2 separate regions of the Mus musculus genome follow, and region 2 is linked to region 1. A link is a loop called in an ENCODE intact Hi-C map of the cell type or tissue named here. Cell type or tissue: gastrocnemius. All regions are shown on one strand. Each heading gives the region's core, and the rest is flanking DNA. Links, peaks and the distances in the headings are about the cores only.

What was found. A loop is a pair of places that touch in the nucleus more often than their neighbours do. Peaks named below come from ENCODE experiments on the same cell type or tissue, not always from the same donor. Only the 100,000 strongest peaks of a DNase experiment are listed, where the experiment ranks them.
Region 2: it touches region 1 in a loop (2.9-fold over the local background); 32 of 42 quality-filtered maps call a loop at or near these places.

The regions. Positions count from the first base shown.
Region 1 is chr8:84,360,286-84,370,734 of GRCm38, reverse strand. It overlaps a transcript of Cacna1a not described here. Among named protein-coding and RNA genes, the nearest start is that of Gm23626, 15 kb to the left of the region's middle. In gastrocnemius, for the core only: a CTCF peak has its summit at 6,829 (motif pointing left); DNase peaks (open chromatin) are centred at 5,375 and 6,814.
Region 2 is chr8:84,508,493-84,518,941 of GRCm38, reverse strand. Cacna1a (calcium channel, voltage-dependent, P/Q type, alpha 1A subunit) reads right to left here. Exons shown (of 47, transcript NM_007578.3): 4 at 3,888-3,979; 5 at 179-331. Among named protein-coding and RNA genes, the nearest start is that of Gm32854, 75 kb to the left of the region's middle. In gastrocnemius, for the core only: CTCF peaks have their summits at 4,981 (motif pointing right) and 8,944 (motif pointing right); DNase peaks (open chromatin) are centred at 4,991 and 7,077.

The DNA.
Region 1 (10,449 bases), core at 1,086-9,085:
TAAGAGTTGCAGTGACCATGCTGTCTCTTCACAGCAATGGAAACCCTAACTGAGACAAATGGCCAGGTGTGGACCAGTAAGATCCTGAAGAATTTCCAGGGATTCTGGGAAGGGACGTTTGTTTTCTAAAGAAAGCATTCCAGAGCTGAATGTGGTGTTTCTGCCCATGACCCCAGCACTAAGGATGCTGAGGCAGGAGAACAGCTGTAAGTCTGATTTAAATCAGTGTCTTTCAGGTTGTCCTGGGCCACAGACTGGCACCTGTTTCTAAAAGAAAGAAAGAAAGAAAGAAAGAAAGAAAGAAAGAAAGAAAGAAAGAAAGAAAGGAAGGAAGGAAGGAAGGAAGGAAGGAAGGAAGGAAGGAAGGAAGGAAGGAAGGAAGGAAGGAAGGAAGGAAGGAAGGAAGGAAGAAAGAAAGAAAGAAAGAAAGAAAGAAAGAAAGAAAGAAAGAAAGAAAGAAAGAAAGAAAGAAAGAAAGAAGGAAAGAAGGAAAGACGTGAAGGAAGGATGGAGGATGGGAAGGGGCAGGAAGGGGCAGGCACCTCTTGGAAGCCAGTCTTGCTGTAATTTTTATTAACTGTGTCTCACTGGGTTGCAGGAGAAGCCAGTCAAAGTTAATCCAAAGAGGAGGAGTGCAGAGGGAGTTAGAAGGTTAGCCAGGCCTCAACTGGACTGTACTGAAAGCTCACACCCCTTGCAGTTCTGAGAAGCAACAAAAGCAAACAACAGCAGCCAGACATGGGGTTGGACACCTCTGAGCCCACACTCAGGAGGCACAAGTGTGAGGTTGGCCTTGGCTACAAAGCACAAGCCTGCCTCAAAAAACAAAACAGCGAGTAAGGGATTTCCTCATGGGGTCAGAAAGATGCCTTAAATAAAAGCAGTGCTTGCCACACAAGCAGAAGGACCTGAGTTAGAGCCCCAGCACCCACACAAAGAATAGCTGAGTGTGTGAGCACATGCTCGCTCAGTGTGTAAGCACATGCTTGCTCAGCATGTACACACTGGGAGCAGAGACAGGCAGGGTCCTGGGGCTCACTATGGCAAGGTCCAGGACAATGAGAGGGAAGCCCTGCTTAATAAAAGGAACCTGAGGATACCTGGGCCTCCACGTGCATGTGCACACAAGCACACACATCCAAAAGAAAGAAGAAAGGGAAAAGGGAAGGGAGAGAGGGAGGGAAGAAGAAGGGAGGGAGGAGGGAGGGAGGGAGAACAGACACAGAAGATCCCTGATGTATTCAGAGCCTCGTTTTCAATGTGAAGCTTGGGAGATGATGGACACAGTAATGCCTTTGACTTTTCCAGTGCTGTGCACCAGATTGAAACACCACATCATAATGCCCAACTCTGCATGACTGTTTGATCCATTCAAGTAAAGTTAAAACTGTTTTCAGTGAATACTAAGGAACTAATGAACAACATGGGTATTCACAGGAGTCCTGGAACTGAGGGTCTAGGATCTGAGTGCTTTGGGGGTACTCATTGGCTCACTCCATTCTGACACCACCACTCTAAAGTGGGCAATGCAATGTCACAAATGAGGAAAAGAGCCCGTAAGGTACCACAGAAATCAATGGAGTCTGCGATTGGTACCAGGAGTGGGGTGTGAGCAAGTACATTAACATTACAAGGGTGCAGTGAACTTGGATCAAGACTTGATGTTGGGTGCTGTGGCTCCTAAGCCCAAAGGCATAACCACACTGTTCCTCAGTTTCCCCAACCTCTAGCCCTTGGCCCCCTTTGACTTTCCCCTGGTTTCTTTTTCTTAAAAGACTTATTTTTAAATTTTAAAAATATTTATTCATTTTATATAAATAAAATATTTATTCATTTTGGCTGCATGTAAGTCTGTGCACCATATGCATACTTTGTGCCCAAAGAGGCCAGAAGAGGGCATCAGATTCCCTGGAACTGGAGTTACAGATGGTTGTGAGCCATTATGTGGGTGCTGGGAGCTGAACCTGGTTGTCTACAGATGCAACAAGTGGTTTTAACCACTGAGCATCTCTCTAGTCCCGTTTTTATTTATATTTTTAGTTATATGTGTCTCTGTTTCCATGTGAATGCATGCCATGTAAGTTCAGTGCTCAAAGAGGCCAGAAGCCAAAGGCATCAGATCTTCCTCGAGCTGAAGCTACAAGCCATTGTGAGCTAACTGACAGAGGTTCTAGGAACTGAACCTGGGTCCTCTGTAGGAGCAGTGAGTGCTGCTAACCTCTGAGCCCTCTCAGGCTGTGTCCCAACCTGTTATAGTCTCCTAGCTTCCTCCTTTTTTTTTTAACCACCTCTTCCATCAAGAAATTTCAGTGTTCCCTCTGAACTCACTTCTTTCTTTACCTGTCACTTTATTTATTGGAGGTTGTTTGATTGTTTTTATATAAAGCCCTGTCTACATAGCCTAGGCTAGTCTCTGCCACTCTATCTTTTTGCCTCAGACTCCCAAATGCTGGGTGATAGCCTGTATAACCATGCCCAGTATTTTTTTTAATTTTTATTTTTAATTTTAATTTTAATTTACAAAGTCTGCAATCTGGATGGAAAAAATTTCACATCTTTCTTTCACCATTTCTAGCTGCAGTGACACTTCAAAGCAACAGGTGGCAGTGGGATCAGCAGGATCCTTGTGACTTTGTTGCCAATAGAGACAGTGTTTATGTCACCCAGAAGAGGTTCTGAAAGCCCATTCACTTCCACTACTTTGGCCTCTCTGATCTGCCACCGGCTCTGCTGTACATAGCACTTAGAGAAACATGTCTGTGACAACTCCAGGATCTCAAATGCTTTCAACATGATTGACTTCCTCCGTCTGGTTTGATCATTCAGAGAGGTGGGTCCCTTGACTTCACCGGACTGCAGAGTACTCATGGCTCAAAACATGGTCAGAGCCATCAGTGTAGCCTGGCATGGTGACACAGGCCAACATCTTTACACTCCAGAAACTGAGACAGAAGGCTAGAGAGTTTCAGAACAGCCTGGCTTCATAGCAATACCCTAACCCAACACATAGCTGGTTCTAATGATTCTGCTTCTCACATCCTTAGTGACTTCACCTTGTCACCTGGTCCCCATGAAACTCAAGGGTAGAGCAGAGAGGCTTCTCCCAGAAGTCACTCTCAGGGCCAGGGCAGCAGCTCTGCTTTCTGTAACCACAGAGCCACACCCTGGTCCCAGGCCTTCCCACTCAGCCGTGTGCTCTACTTACCTGGTCAGATGTGGAAATCCAAGATGCACTTAAAAAATGGTTGGCTCTCTGGGTCTACAGACTCAACCATCTGGAGATTGAATGTATCTAGGAGGGGAAATGGCCCCTGTGCTAAACACACACCGGGTGAAATAAGAGCAAAAACAAAACAAAACAACAAAAAATCTGCTAGGTTTTGTTTGGTTTGTTTTTGCAGAGCTCTAGGATTTCAAACACCTTTTAATGTGATTACTTTCTTTCTGTCTGCTACAATCATCTGAAATCAATTCAGAGAAGGGGGGATCCCTTGCCTTCCCTGGACTGTGGAGGACTTATGAGGCCTGGTGTGGATTTCACCTGCCCAGCTTTCTACTTCAGCTGCATCCTGTCACTTGAAGTCCCCTTAGTGTGTCTGGGATGGGCACACAAGTTCTAAGTAGATTCGCCATCATATTCTGGAAAGGGGTTGAGCATCTGTGGCTGGGGTCCCTTCCCTATACCTGCAAATGACATCACTTCTAGAATATGGATGCTCTGGATGCATCTGAGACCCAGCAAGGGACCTGGAAGGATCAGGGAGCTTTCTCACAAGAAAGCAACTGCTCTCTACTGGCTGGGATGCGACCATCTCGGTATCTGAACAATCATCTAGACTGTGCTTCCTCACGGGAAGCCACTGGACCTCAAGGAATGAGAATCCATACTGGAATCAGACCAGGATTACTCTGCTCCCAGGAAGCTCTGGGCATGCTTTGCTTTTGATCTGTTTGTGTTGAACTGTGTTTTCACCCCAAAGTGGATTTGTGACATCCAAACTGCAAATGAAGAGCTAGAGAGAGCCTCAGATGAGCATAAGTGGGAGAGGGTAAGGCACTGAATATGGGTTAAAGTACACAGAAGTGTGACCTCGGCTGGGGAAAGGGCACAGATGCCAAAATTCTTATGAAGACATGAGTCTGAGATTCAGAACATACATTTAAAAAGGAGGAGGAGGAGGAGGAGGAAGAGGAAGAAGAAGAGAAGGAAGAAGAGGAAGAGGAGGAAGAGGAGGAAGAGGAGGGGAGGGGAAGGAGGAAGAGGCAGCAGCACAAAGCAACAGAGCTGGAGAAGTGGCTCGAACACTAAGGATGTTGAGTTTGGTTCCCAAAACTCATGCAGGGTGTGGCTCATAGCATATCTAACTCCAGTTCCAGAAATCCAGTGACCTATCCTGGCCTATTTGGGGACTCATTCTTGTGCACAAATCCATGCACAGGAATACACATATACACATTAGAAGGGAATGAAAGAACTTGAGAAATGGCTCAGAGGTTATAAGTATTTGCTACTCTTGCAGAGGACCCAGGTTCAGTTCCCAGGTCCACACAGAGGCTCATAACCGTCAGTAACACCATTTTCCAGGGTTTCTGGTGCCCTCTTCTGACCTCTGCAAAAATCAGGCATGCATTCAGTACAAATACACACATGTAGGCAAAAGTCTCACATACATACATACATACATACATACATACATACATACATACATGTATATATAGGCAGGTCAGGTCTAGCAAGGTGGCTCAACGGATAAAGGAGTCGCCTACCAAAACTGAGGGTCTGAGTTTGAACCCCAGGATCTGCGTGATGGAAGGAGAGAATGACTTCAAAAAGTCCCCCAACCTCCACATGTGTACCCTGATATGCAACCTCATAAACACAAAAAATATAAATGTAATAATAAAAATAATAACAATGATGATTATAAAAGCTAGGCAGGGTGGCACAAGTGTGTAATCTCAGCACTGGGGCTGTGGAGACAGGCAGAGCCCTTGGGGTCACCAACCAGCCAGCCCAGCCTCATGAACAAGTTCTAGGTCAGTCAGAGACCCTGCCTCAAAACCTAAGTGATAGGCGTTGTAAGCTCAGAATCGTCCTGTGCTGGTGGTGAAAGCCAGGGAGAGACGGGCCAGCGTAAGCTCATGGACCCCACAAAGAGGAAGGATGGATCAGCACTGTTATAGACTTGAGACCTAAGGCACAAGTGAATCCTACATCAAAAGTCCTATGCCAGGAGGGAGACTTCAGGGACATGTGCTTGCAAGACACTTAGGAGCCAGCATAGAGCATGGAGAGCCTGCCAGGCACTGGGGGGGGGGGAGGGACACCCCAGAGCCTCTGTAGACCTTCCTTTGTGGCTTGAAGCCAAGGCCACTATTCAAAGGACAAAAAGAGGGTCTCTCTGCCCTGCAAGCCAGCCAGCTGCACTGGAGAAGCAGCGCCCTGGGACCAGACCTATTTCTTTTTAATATCAACTAGGCTAGAATTGTTCAACCTTCCTTCCCTTAAAAAAAAAAAGAAAGAAAGAATAGAAAGAAAGCGTTCTGATTCCTAAGCAGGTCCTGTCTAAAAGCCAGGTTTCATCTCTTTTCTTTTCCTTATGGAGACGAGGCCCTGAGACCATTTGTCCCTTCTGCCTGGTACAGAGAATGTACGCCAAGTGTCTTTGAGCCCACACTGTAGAGAAGCTGCCGCCTGAGGCTGCAGAGAAGAATCAGTGCGGAAAGCCTTCTGAGCATGAGGACCTGAGCTTCATCCCCAGGACCCATGGAAAAAGCCAGACATCTTGCAGCCTTGTATCCCTAGCATGGGGAGGGGGAGGGGGAGGGGAGACCGGAGGATCCCAGGGTTGCTGGGGCTGCAGAGCAGACAGCTAGCCTAATGATGAGCCCCAGGACCCAATGAGAGACTTGTGTTAAAAACCAGAGTGGAAGCCAGGCATAAATGGCACATGTCTTTAATCTCAACACTCAGGAGGCAGAGGCAGGTAGATTTCTGTGAGTTCAGGTCGGCCGGGTGTACATAGTGAACAGCACAGCCAGGGTTACAGAGAGAGACCTTTCTTTAAAAACTAAAACAAAACAAAACAAAACAAAACAAAACAAAACAAAACAAAACCAGAGTGGAGGTCTCCTGAGAAATTATGCTTGTGATTGACCTCTGACCTCCACATGCATGCTCACGTGTGTATACACGCCTGCACGCACAAACATGTATAGACCCACGAACAAAAGGAAATGTTTGCCACCCAGAGCTGGATGCTATCGCTGTCTCAACTTTACAGACAAGGAAACCAGACCATAGAGAGGACGAGGTTTTCCGCTCTCAGGGTCAGCCGCGTAGACCCTGATAGACCTGGGATTCAAACTCTGTCCACATGCCAGGCGAGAGTCCAGCCACTAAGACAGCCACAATCCCTTGCAATTGATCTTGGAAGTTTTTCCTTTATTATTATTGTGTATGTGAGTGCTCTCACACCTGAGCCACAGCATGCAGAGAGGGTTCAGACGGTAATGTGGAACCGTGTCGCTCCTGGCACATTTACACAGGTTCCAGGAATTGAATTCAGGTCTCCAAACTTGTGCATAAAGCCCAGCTAGCCTGCCTGCAACTGATCTTTACCAGATTCATTTCGCATTTAAAAAGAACTGGTTTGTGTGAGGACTGGTATGGTGAGAAATGACGTCTTGAGGGCTCTGCGACCAGTGTCTCAGAACACTGCTCCCTAAAGCTGGGAAGCGAAAGGCCAGGAGACACAACCTGGGATCTGCGTTTTCGGCTTCTGAGGCCTGGTACCTGCTCAGCTCGTGGACCACAGCGCCTCCTGGTGGTCTGCCACAGAACCTTCAAGCGGGAACCCGGCGGTTCTAAACCACTGGTCCGCAAACGCAGTTCCTAAAAGGTTCTAAAGGATGCATTTTTCAACACGGGGAGCCAGACAAACACACACAGTTCCGCTGTTTGAGGTAAAATTATCGCCAAATGTTCCCGGGAGTAAGGAAATGGTGTCTCATAAAAACACTAAGGGGGATGATGCTGAGGAGACAGCTCACACAGTAAAGCGCTTGTTACACAAGCTTAGGACCTGAGAACCAATGTAAAATTCCAGCAGTGGCAGGCAGTGTGTGCTGGGGCTAAACCAACAAGGCTCATAGTTAAGAGCGCTCCCTGCGGGCTGGAGAGAAGGCTCTGGCGGTTGAGAACACTAACTGCTCTTCCGGAGGTCCTGAGTTCAATTCCCAGCAACCACGTGGTGGCTCACAACCATCTGTAATGGGATCTGATGCCTCTTCTGGAGTGTCTGAAGACAGCCACAGTGTTCTCATATAAATAAAATAAATAAATCTTTAATTTAATTTAATAAATCTTTAATTTAAGTCTCTCAGACTTAAATTTTAAAAAGCCCCCCTCTGGGAAGTGAGGCAGAGCTCACCGCAAGGTCTGCTGGTGACCTCCTTGGGCACCTGGGGAAGGTCACCAAGGTTGTCCTCTGGCTCAGCACACACCTGCATGCAAACATACACATATCTGCAGTCATATGCATCTCCACACACTGACCGTGAATGTCCAGGTAAGTACTCATAAAACTCCTAAAGTCTGGACTGCTGAGATGAGCCCCGAAGGCTACATGCTGAAGCCCGTGCTGGTGTTCGGGAGTGATGGATGGGACCAGTGAGGGGTGGGGTCTAGTGAAGAAACTGAAGTCACAGGGGATTGACCCCCAACAGGGATTTAGAACCCCGATCCCTCTCTCCTCCCAGAATACCTCTCAGTGAGTTCTGCCTCACCATATGCAACACACCATGACGTGCCTCATCACAAATACAGCCCAGAAACTGAAGCTGGTGAGCATGGACTGCAGCCTTGGAAGCTGTGAGTCTGCAGCACAGGTTAGTAATAACATCACCTGAAAACAGCTAAAAGAAAGGATTTCAGCTATTCGCTCCCTGCGGTATGTCTAAAGTGATAGTTATCATAGCTCACCGGCTTCTCCCTCATTTCTCAGTGAGCTCAGGTGGATTCAGGCTCCCATGCACATGTGGATCTGGTGGCCATCACAGGCTTCACTAGACAGAGAGTGAGTCAGCAACAGTGGAGCTTTCTGGAGGGTCTGGGGATGGAGCCTCAGGCTGCAAGGATGCTAGGCCAGCACCCCACCACTCCTATCCCCAGCCCATCCATGCAAGTTTAAGAAAAAAGTGGGGGCGGGGGAGAGAGAGATCTGGAAAGATGGCTCAGTGATTAGGACCACTGGTTGTTCTTCCAGAGGACCTGGGGCTAAAGTCACAGATGGTTATGAGCTGCCATTGTGGTTGCTGGGAACTTCTGGGGTTTGAATAAGCATGGCACACAGACATGCATATAAAATAAATACTTTTAAACGTTAAAAGAATTAATTCCTATATCCTTGAAGAGCTTACAGATATGGTTTCAAGATTCTATTTCTTCTATAGTTTCCTGTAAGAGTAAGAAATTATTGAGCTGGTGGAGTGTGGTGGGCTGTGTATATAATGCCAGCATTCCAGGGGCTGAGGTAAGAGGATCTAAGACCTGCCTGGGCTACACAGTGAGGCTGTCAAAGGGTGGTGGGAAAACTAGACAGAATCAGGCGTTGGGGGCACATCTGCAGTCCCAGCACTGGGTACCAAGCAGGAGGGTCACTCAGTGCCAGACCAGCCTGGGCTGTAGACTGACACCCTGTCTCAAAAGGAGGGAAGGAGAGACTCCACTCATCCTAAGAGACACCAAACAGTACTGATCTAATTTGCTTGTCAACAAAGGGTAGCCAGAACTGATGATGGAGGATCTCAGTCATTGCCCAGGTGGCTAACCTTGCTCCTTAGCTCCAAGGTGAAACTCCAGGTGGGGAGTTTCAGCCACAGGACCACAGAAGCAGCTCAGATAACCCAGGCACACACTGTAGGACCCACTGGGGGTCTCTTTCTCCTCTCTCCTCACTCCTCTCCTTCCTCTCCCCTCTCTTTCTCTTCCCTCTTTCTTTCTCTCTTCCTCACTCCCTTCCTTCTTTCCTTCCTTTATTTTACAAAGGATTTGAGTGTGTGAGTGAGTGTGTGTGTGTGTGTGTGTGTGTGTGTGTGTGTGTGTGTGTGTGTGTGTGTGTGTGCTCACTGATACCCTTGGAGACCAGATCCCTTGGAGCTGGAGTCACAGGCATTTGTGAGCCACCTGAGGGGAGTGCTGCGATCTGAACCCCAGTCCTTATGATTGGGAAGAGTTCATGACCACTGAGCAAACCCTTAGCCTGCCTCAACAACCCCTTTATCTCTTTATGTTTTTAGAGAGAGGTTTGGTTTTGTTCAGTTGGAGGAGGGGTTGTTTTTTGAGACAAAATTTCATAGCCCAAGCTGACCTTCAGTTTTCTATGTAGCCAAGAACTCCTACCTCTGCATCTCCAATGCTGGACTTACAGATCTGCATCACCCACCACACCTGGGTTTCTGTGGTGCTGGGGTAGAACACAGGACCTAGTACAAGCTGGGCCAGTGCTTCACCAAGACACAGCACCGGTCTTTGGGGGGTTTTGTTTGGTTTTTCTTTAAAACAGGATTTTGCTCTGCAGACCAGGCTGGCCTGAAATTTTCTATGTAGTTGAAGATGATCTTGAATCTCTGATCCTCCTGCCTCCACTTCCCAGCTGCTGGGATGGCAGGAGTGGGCTTACCATGCCGGGGGAAGAGCAAGGGAAACGGAGAGCAGAGAGGGCTTTAAACAACAGAAAAGTTTAGTGAAACCTGAAATTCCAGCAATTCTGACTTAGAATATAATCTCCAAAGAACTGAAGGGGGTGTCCGAGGGGACACTTGTATACCCATGCTTAGTGTGGCTTCATACACAGAAGGGAGCCAGCATGAGTCCCATTGCTAGGTGGGCAGGTAAGAGGTGCAACAGTCTAGAGATACAAAGGAATATTACTCAGCCTTAAAAGAGAAAGATGGACTGGGAGGATGGTTCAGTGGTCAATTCTCGGACATGAGGACCAGGCATAGTGGTGCACACCTGAAATCCCAGCACTGGGAGGTCATGGGCTCCCTGAGGCTCCCTGCCTGACCAGCCTTGGCAAATTCCTGATCAGACAAGAACACCTGAGGTTCACCTTCACACACACACACACACACACACACACACACACACACACACACGAGGCAGACAAATCCACACACAAAGGAAGGGAACTTTAGCCCAGCCTGGTAGCACACACCTGCAATCCCAGCACTTGGGAGGCAGAAGAAAGGGGAAAGGAGAGGAGGGGAAGAGGGGAGGGGAGAGCCAGTAAGGACGTCCTGATATGGTTACTCCACAGCACAGACGATCTAGTCAGAGCGATGGCTACTCAGAGACTCCATTCCTAGGAGCTCCTAGATCAATAGCCTCAAGGGCCAGTGGCCAGTGCTGTATAAGGGACCCACTTCCAGATCTGGGTCTGGATT
Region 2 (10,449 bases), core at 1,453-9,452, 150 kb before region 1:
GCACGCATCCCTAGCTAACACACAGCTTTGTTTCTGTGGACTGCAAGCAGGCCCTCTGCTGTGTAGTCGCAGTGCCGAGTCTCAGCTGCCCTGGGGTTGGGAGGACCAATGTCCTTGTCTGTCCTTTCTGGAGCTTTGTCCCCTGAGGAAAACCTCACATCCAACACCTCGGACCTACCTGTCCCCTCTTCAAAGCAGGTGGTATGAAATTTCCCCATATAAAATTCTAACCCTATGATTGCAAAAATAAGGATTGCAAAAAACAGGAGGAGGCCGATCTGCAGCAGAGGGATCATCGCCTTCATGATTGACTTCAGGACGACTTGTAAACCTGTGGAGACACAGAGAGGCCGGTCTGTAAGCAAGCACCCCGCCAAGTGCCACCCATGGAGCCCAGTGTGGGGCTGGCAGAGAGGGAGGTGGTCACAGCCCCCCAGGAAAGGCCTTTTTGGTTATAAAACTTTAAAGATATTTATTATCTACTTTGAGGAGTTTTAGGGCCCAAAGGGTGGCTAGCCAGGGCTTTCTAAGCCATTTTCTGGGCTGTTCAGTAGCTTCCTTCCAAAAGGGGGTGCTGTTTCCCTAAATTGCCCCAAGCCAAAAGAGCCCCATTTTCCCTTCATCCAAAACCTCCCCGGGGTTACCAGCAAGACTGTATAGGCCTGCAGCCAGCACCTCAACTCTCAACTCCAAAGAACTAGATTCCCAATAAACTCATCAGCTTGTGGCCATGAGCCAGGCAGGCAGCAGATTGGGAAGTGGGGCTCAGGGATATTTGATTTCTCTGTGGGCTCAAGAGACAGCAAAGTCAAGCATTTGCACTTGTGTGAGCCTGGCCCAGGCTACTAGGCACTACCCATACAAGCTTCCCTGTTCTGAGCAGCTCAGTTGAGAAGGATGACACTGGGGTCAGGTGGTCCCTGGGGGCTGTGGTGGGCTAGGTGTGGAGGATCCAGATGTGAACATCAGATCAGGGCCCAGGCAAGCCCTTATCCTCACAGACCCACCATCAGTGTCTTTACCTCACTAGATGATACAGCCATAGATATTTTAGGTATTTTGTGAGACAGAAGGGGGTTAAAAACTAAAGATGCTTAAAATTTCATCCTATGTGAAGAGTTCCATGATTCTAAGTGTTTTGATAATTTAATTAATTATTGTGGTTATCTGTAGAGGTCAGAGGAAAACTTCCTGGAGTCCATTCTCTACTCTTTTGTGGGTCTTAGGGAGCGAAGTCCCGTTATCATCAGTGCTTCTGTTAAGTGCTTTACCAACTGAGCTATGTTGTAGCCCACCACAGCCCTAAAACTCAAGAAATGTTACAACAACTTTTCCCTGAATCCCCCCCCCACCTTTTCCCTCATTGCAAGCTAGAAGATTGAGACTCTAACTTCCTGTGAAGCAGGCCAAATTCTGACCACAGTCTCCGTGCCGTACACAGACTGCGCAGTATCCAGAGGTCCCGTAGACAGGAGTATCTGCGGACACCTGCGTCTGCTCTATAAAGTGGATGCTGTTTGCAGAGTCTACACATGTCTTCCTGTGTCACCTAAATATCTTGAGATAACTTTTTTTTTCTTTTGAGACACGTTTTCTCTCTGTAGCCCTTACTGTCCTGGAACTCTCTATGTAGACCAGATTGGCCTCAAGTTCACAGAAATCTGCCTGCTTCTGCTTCTCTAGTGCTGGGATCAATGGCATGAGCCACGGCACCCAGCTTCTTCTCTTAACACCTCATACACTGTTAACACTATGTAAATAATTTTTAGACTGTGGTGTTCAGGGACAAAGTCAAGAAAGCCATGTGCTTGGATCAGACAGGCTGTTCACCCATGACTGTTTCAGCCCCTGAACCTGTGAGTGGGGAGCCCACGGACACTGGGCAGATTATGTAAGGGGGCTCTTCCTTGTGCTCTTCACAGGTAGGTGTTTTTGTTATTATTGTTATTATTATTATTTAGCTTTTCAAGACAGGATTTCTTTGTGTAGCCTTGGCTGTCCTGGAACTAGCTCTGTGGATCAGACTAGCCTTGAACTCACAGAGATCTGCCTGCCTTTGCCTTTTAAGTACTGGGACTAGAGACATGCACCACTACTGCCCAACTTTAATGACTTTTTAAAATGTGCATTGGTGTTTTGCCTACATGGTTGTCTGTGTGAGGGTGTCAGAACTCCCAAAACGGGAGTTGTGAGCTGCTATGTGGATGCTGGGAACTGAACCTGGGCCTCTGGAAGAGCAGCCAATGCTACTAACCAGTGGGCCAACTCTCTAACTCACCTTTACATCTATCTATCTATCTATCTATCTATCTATCTATCTATCTATCTATCTATCTATCTATCTATCTATCTATCTTTTCTTTCTTTCTTTCTTTCTTTCTTTCTTTCTTTCTTTCTTTCTTTCTTTCTTTCTTTCTTTCTTTTTCTATCTATCTAGTGTGTGAGTGTGTGTATCACAGTGAACACATGCAGGTCAAAGGATGACTCATAGGATGCAGGGCTTTCCATATGGGGACCAAGGATGGAAAGCAGGCCTGCAGGCCACTTTACCTTCTTGTTCTCTCCCTTCATCCTAGCAAATGTCTCCCTCGCCCTATCCACCAGGGAGAGTAACACCAGCTCCTTAGTACTGGCTTGTCACCTGCTCTTAATTTAATGGGACACAGATGCCTGCTGGGCTCCCAGAGCCTGGCTATGGGCTCCTTTTCCCTGTAAAATAAATGTGCTGGAAGTCAGCTGGGAAATCTTTTTAATTTTGAACTTTCTTATGGTGCTGAGGGGGAAGCCATGGCGAGGCAAGTACTGAGAGACATCAGCCCACCAGAGAAACCTCTTCAGATCTGGATGGGAGTCACTCAGGTCAATGATGCCAATATGTGGAACATAGTGCAGGGGCAGTGTGGTACTTATTTCCACCCCCCGCTCTGTGCATGAGCGTGTGTGCGTACGTGTGTGTGTGTGTGCGCGCGCGCGCGCGCACAGGTGTCAGGTATCTGCCTTGAATCTCATAAACCTGGTATTCCTTGATTCAGCTAGACCCACTGGCTGTGAGCTCCAGGGAGCCTCAGTCTCCACCTTCCCAGTACCAGAATTACAGACGTCACCACCATACCCAGCTGTTTTTTGTTTGTTTGTTTGTTTGCTTTTGCAAGGGTTCTTTGTGACCAAACTCAGTTCCTCACAATTGTGGTAAGTATTCTTTGAGCAGAACTATCCTTCAGCTACCCAGAGTAACTGCTTTCTGATTTCTATCAGGTGAGGACATGGATTAGAAATAGCCCTCTGGCGGCATCTGGTCTGGCTTGAATGTTGGGGACAGAATCCTGAGCCTGTGCCACAGCCTGCCCCATGTCGTGAAGCCCAGACATCCCTGGAGACCAAGTGTGCAGGAGAATGTGCACAGACCCTGTGTTCATTCTACCCGCCTGTCAAGAACTCCTCTGAGCCTCACCCTTCTCATCTGTGCAATGGATATCCACTGATTGAGTACAGTGGCAAAACGAGAGCATTGGAGGCTCTCTGTGCAGTGCTCCATTCACAGGTACTAACTGCCATCAGTCACTATCACAGGGTTACCACCCAGGCAAGACTAATTCTCACTCAGCCCCTTCTCTTTAATCTGACCCTAATCCAACTATTCAGCCATCCCGAGTCTCTCTCTGTGCCCACTTATAAAATAGTTTCTATAATAGGTTCTGGGTGCTAAAGAAGCCATGTGCAGAACATGACTCCTGGCAGACTGTAGGTGCTCAATAAATAGGTGTGGCCTCTGGTCTGCTTCCAGAGACCACATAGACCTGGTTCCTGGGACCCCTATGGGGAGCATGCCCTGATGGGAATGGGGGGGGGCTAAGCAGAATCTTCTAGAAGGATGGAGACTCACGCACTTGGGATTCCAGACACCAGCTTGAGTGGCCGCAGCACACGAACCGCCCTCAGTGTCCGTAGGTCAAACTCCGTCCCGACAGTGGCCAAGATGCTACAAGAGAAAATGACAGTAAGACACAGAAGCTGGGGTCAGGGCAGGTGAGTGGGGTTGTACCTCAGCTGGGGATTAGACAGCTTCAGCATCAGCTCAGTTCTATCTCCCACTGAGTGACAGTGATGGTTCCTGTCCTTTGGAACGAGAGGTGACTTATTATCCCCCCTTTTTCATGTGTGTGTGATATATGAGTGCATATGTGTACCCACAGAGAGGGGACATACCTCTAGTCCCAAGATGCCCATGGGCCAGCTAGCCTGGGGTACATGAAGAGCAGAGACAGCCAGTGACACCCAGTTCTCTTTTCTCTTTCTCCACAAAATGCTTGTTTTATATATGATAAAGATTAAGTGTGTTTGTACACACTTTTCTGAGACACTATGTCACTGTGTAGTTTTGACAGGTCTGGAGTGAACTCATACAGAGCCTCCTGCAGACTCTGCCTTCCGAGTGCTAGGATTAAAAGCATGAACCACCCCACAGTGCAAATACATATATATGACAGTATCACAATGTAGCATACTTATTATGTAGCCCAGGCTGTTACTGAACTCATAGAATTCCTTCTGTCTCAGTCTACACACACACACACACACACACACACACACACACGAAGACAGAATCTTACTATACAGCGCAGGCCTGAGCTGTGCCGTTCTCGTAGTACAGCCTCCTGACTGTTGGGATTCCAACCATGCCTGGCTCACCCCAACGTTGCAGTTTTCTTTGGGCTTCTTCAGATTTCCCCTGTCAGGCACCACTCTATTTCTGAGCCTCACTCTCCTCTCTCTGTGCAGACAGAGCTGTTGCTTAGCATGCACAGAGGAGCTAAGGGTCTTTGTGTGTTGAGAAAGCTGAGAGAACCCAGTAAACACATCAAATGTCAGAGTGATGTGTACCGAGGAGAAAAAATGCGTGAGAGAGGGGGGCAGACTGGGGAAGGGAGGGTTGTAAGGGAAGTGGTGGCATTTACACCAGTACAGCTCCTTACCACTTGGGGGCAGCACCCCAGTGCTCTTATCCAGGTTGGGATAGGTGTGGATCATGGGGTAGAGTTCCTGCCTAGAATCCCCAAGTGAGGGGCTGGGTGTGACTCAGGGGTAGAGCACCTGCCTAGAATCCCCCAGTGAGGGTAGGGGTGTGGCTCAGTGTCAGAGTGTTTGTCTAACATCCACAAGGCAATGTCTTTCATCTCAAGTGGAGGGAGAAGAGAACAGACCAGCACTGTCCAATAGAAACCTAACTTTTCCACATTAAACAAATATATTTAATGCTTCCATATTAAACAAATAAAAGGAACAGGTAACGTTAATTCCACAATATAGTTACCATCTTCTATTCAAAGTTCAACCATTCTCTGTTATCCACAGTGAATGCTTCCAGGATGACCCAATGCCATAATGAGGCAAGGAGCCCACATTCCTTCTATGGAATGGCGTGCTATTTATGTCAAACCTGCATGTATCCTCCTGTGGATTGTGTGTATGGGCACGCACTGCCCCGGGCTGCATATGTAGGTTAGGGGACAACCTTCAGATGCCTGCCTTTGTCTTTGCTCTTGTTTGACACGGGATTTCTTTCTTGCTACTGCATGAGGCATGATGAGATTAAGGAGATGCACCTCTACACACACACACACACACACACACACACGTCTTAAATTTTATATATATAAAATTTAAAGGGGAGGTCTTTATATATATATGTATATATACACACATCTTAAATTATTTATATACACATATATACATACATACATATACACACATATATGTGTGTATATATATATGTGTGTGTGTATACATATATACATACATATGTGTGTGTGTATATATATACATATATATATGTGTGTGTATATATATATATATATATATATATATATATATATTTGTACAACATACATATGTTTAAGGCAAGGTTTTACTTTGCAGCCCATGTTGGTCCTGAACTGGGACCAGCTTTCCTGCCTCCCCTTATGTACTGGGATAATGGGTATGAACCACCACTCCCAGTCACACACACTCAGCCTCCAGGCTAGATCCCCAGCTCTAACATACCAGTACTAATCATTGTTGCTTGTAGTACTGACTCCAAGGCCACAGCCATGCTGAGCAAGCCCCCTGCTGCTGAGATACACCTTTGACCCTTGGCTCTTTGGGACAGGTTCTCACTTGTAACCCATGCTGGCTTTAAACCTGTGATCATTCTGCCGCAGCCTCCCAGGGGCTGGGACCACAGACATAGGACACTGTACCCAGCTGGGATTGTACTGTCACAGCACCCCCATCATGTCTCTTGTCTTCTTAGACCTTCCTCAGCAAAAGCTGAGTCCTCCTGCTGCTCTCCAAAGCCCTGCGCCATTGGCCCCATCCTTTCCCTCACCCACCCTCAGACTCTGCTCATTCTGCTCCAACCCCCTCCCCCAACTTATCATCATTCTTCAAAGACACAAAAGGAGTTCAAGGCTACCCTGGAACTAAAACATACAAATGAACAAACGAAACAAATACCAGGGTGGGGCAAGGCCAGAACCTGAGGGTGGGCTGGTGATAGGAACTGGGCATGGCCAGGGCTGGTGTTAGATATGCAATTAGCCCAAGGATGGCACACAGATCCAAGTGAAAGGTCCTCTGTGGCTCCTGAATTAGGAGGCAGGAAACTGGGAAATGGAGGCCCCCAACAGCAGAGCACAGAGCCAGGGAGCTCAGATCCAGGGCGCAGTCACAAACTCTCAGACCCAGGCCCCAGAGCTGCCCCAGATGAACTCACTACACTGTGAGACCTTGGCCTTAGCTGGCCCAGGCCTCAGAACAGCACCAGCACTGGCCTCTCTCACACCCAGCATGACTTCAACTGACTCCCAAGAGGTTGGAGCTCCGGTCCCCTTGCCCACTTCCCCAGAAGGATGGCAGGAATTGGAAGTGTAGAAATCAGGAGGCTGTGACCTGGGGACTATCGGGAGTGTCTTGCCCTGTGGACAGTGAGAGTCACAGGAGGTTGTGGAGCAGAGGAGGGACATGATTAGGGCTGGCAAGGGGAAGACAAGCTTGACAGCTGAGAGGACAGATTGGTGGCGATGAAGCCCGAGTGAGGAAGGAGCTGTGAGAGCGGCCGGTGTAATGAGGGCTAGAAGTAGGGCAGAGGCGGTGGGAGTACAAAGGAGGCCCTGGTTTATATATAGCTGCCATTAACGCTGTGCATCAGGGAGCCTGCCTGGGTGCGCTGCATCCGGCCTGCATCCGAGGCTGCCAGTCGCTCACGGCCCATTTTACAGAGGAGGATGCCAAGACTCGCAGAAATCAGTGTCACACCAAAGATCTTAGTCACACCAAGAAGGAACTCGAACTCAGGACCATAGGTGTGAACAGCCTCACACTCCCACCCTGCAGAGCCTGACCTTCAAGAGACTACTTGGATGGGGGAGGGTCGCGGTGGAGAACAAAAGACACTCGTTTGTTCATTCCACAGAAACTTAGGTACCAGGCTTTCAGGGAGCGCCACAGTGAACAGCTGACGGGAGAGCCTGGTGGTGAGGAGTTCCAATTCCCCCGAGCATCTGACCAGGGAGTAAGCGTTGTGTGGGAAAGGGAAAGACTAAGGTGACGCCAGGGTTTGGTGTGGGTCAAAGAGCTGGTACCAATGGAGATAGGAAAGACAAGGAAGGAGGAGGCTCATGGGGATATCAGGACTTGAAGGAAGGCAGGCTGAACTGGAGGTGTCTGTGTTAAAGGCCTTCCCGTAGAGCCAGGCACGGTGGCTAGGCCTTTAATCCCCGCTCTTGGGGCAGAGACAGGTGGATCTCTGTAAATTCCAGGCCAGGTTGGTCTATATAGTGAGATCCTGCTTCAAAAACAAAACAACCAAAGAAATACACACACACACACAAACACTCACACTCACACATATGTGTGTATATACATATGCACACACACAAAAACACATACATATGCACTCACACATACATACATTCTCTCTCTGTCTCTCTCACACACACTCACACACACATATAAGCATGCACTCACACACACACATACACGCATGTGTGTACATATATATGCACACATACATACATTCCTCTCTCTCTGTCTGTCTCTTTCTCTCTCTCTCTCTCTCTCTCTCTCTCTCTCTCTCACACACACACACACACACACACACTTCCACTGTGTGTGAGACTTCTAAGAGAATCCTGTAGCACAACCATGAGAGTTTGCTTAGCTCAGTCTTCACTGCTCCCAGAGCCGACTCTCTTCTTTCAGGTGTCAGGAACACTGTGGCTCCCTTGCCTCTCTTCTTCACCTCGCTGCATTTCAAATCCTGGTCCAAACTGAGATGCATCTGTGCGCAAAGCAGCACCCCACTTCCTCTCTCAGAGGACAGACACCTTTCCTCTGTCCCGAAGCATCTTCTGCTTCCTAAATACTTTGTGGGTGAGTGGTACAGCATGACAGGGGACAGGGTGACAGGCTCCCGAGTGTCCCCAAGCAGACAGGAGCAGTAGAAAAGGGACCCCTGGAGAAGAAACACTAAGTACAAAGCAGGCATGCAGCGAGGGCTGGCCACCTCAGGCCTCTGGAGGACGCCATAGGAAGAGCAGAGGAGAGGATGAGGATACAGACGTGGGAGGAGGGAGGAAAGTCCAAGTGGAAGACAGCGGCATCCCCGGGGGCCAAGAGCCAGGGTCTCTGAGGAGGACGTCACTGGGGTTCAGAGCAGCACCAGCAGGACTCAGAAGACCAAGGGCAGCCACCCCCAAGACCAGGTTTCTAACTGCTGTGAGAAGAGAGAGCTCTCAGGACAGACTTGAGTACATGGGTTTATTTAAGATTTGTTTTATTTTTAATCATGTGTATGTGCGTACGTGTGTGTGTGTGTGTGTGTGTGTGTGTGTGTGTGTGTGTGTGTTTGGTTGTACAGACGCATGTGAATGTAGTTGCCTGTGGCAGCCAGAGGAGGGCAGTGGATCACCAGTAGCTGGAGTTAAAGGCAGTTGTGAGCTGTCCACCTGTGGCAGCCAGAGGAGGGCAGTGGATCACCAGTAGCTGGAGTTAAAGGCAGTTGTGAGCTGTCCAACGTGGGCACGGAGTCCTCTGCAAGAGCAGCCAGTCCCTGGGTACATGCATTTACACATCTCAGAAGGACTCCAACGGCAGGCCCTGTGGCATCCAGGAGCAGGGCTGCCCATAGGTAACCAGCGGCCCGACTTACTATGGGTTTATGAAAGCACTCATTGCTTATGAGAGCTCAGGCTGATTCTGTCCCTCCAAGTGCTGGAGTGGTAGAGCTTCCCTACAGCTTTTAAATATGCATCTAAACTGACTGAAATTAAACAAAGAAACAAAAAATTCAGCTAGAGTGGTCACATGTGGAGCACCACAGCCACCCATGGGCACCGTGGACAGTGGTGCTCCTGCACGGCCACTCTGGAGGGACCGGGGTGCCCATCAGCACCTCAAGGTAAGTTTGACAAACATTAAGTTCTCAGCAAGTGTTTGTTGAATGCACAAATGATGGAGAGGTAAAGATACACAACTGTGGAGATATTAGACGATAACAGACTCTCCTCTAGGAGAGACGGGAGGCCCGGAAGTTTAAAGCAAAGACTCATGGGCTACATGAACCACTCAAGGACTTCCCACTCTCTCTTGGTGGCAGAGCATGCCTTGCTATGGGTGTGCTGGTCATATGACCTAGTTACATGATACCAGAGCCCAAGTCAGTTTGCTGGGTATTTCCGGGAAAGAGTTTCTCCTGGAGAAGAGTCAAACGTCAGGAAACAGCCCTTTCTCTTCCTGTCTGTGGTTGTTGGCCTTGTGTCTTGATGTGATGACTGGAAGACATTTTGGAAGTGTTGTTGACCATAGGGAGACCAAAAAAAATCCCTAAAGTGAAGAACGATCAGGAAGCTGGAAAGACTTCATACGGGTGTGGCCATGCTAAAGATCCAACCCTACAATCAAGTGTCCTCCATACTTTCTGTAATGAGGGTCTCAAAGGGTCCAGATCCAAACTGTTCTAATCACCAGTTGTGTAGCCTTGGACAACTCATCTCATCCCTCTGGGCCTCAGTTTCCTGAGTGAACTGGAGATGGTAACTACTTCTCTTTTGGGGGGGAGGGGATTTCTGGGCTGTGTGTGAGCCTCTGGAACGATGTCTGCTGCCTCGTCTTCATCTCATTCATTATGCTATTGCAGCTAAATTCTTTCGGGATCAGCTTCCACCGGGGTGTGGCTGTGGGTGGGGAGGAGTATCACGTTCTCTGCTGGTTGGAAGTATGTAAGCACGAATTTCTTCTTCTGCCATCCGCCCCCTTACCCCTCCCCCCCCCCAACGTGGTGTGATTGCATGTGCGTGCAGGTGGAGGCCAGAGGCTGATCTCATTTTCCATCTCTCATCTACCTTGTTCACATCATCAGACTGGGAGCTGGCACACCTGCCATTTGCATGAGTTCTGAGGATCTGAACT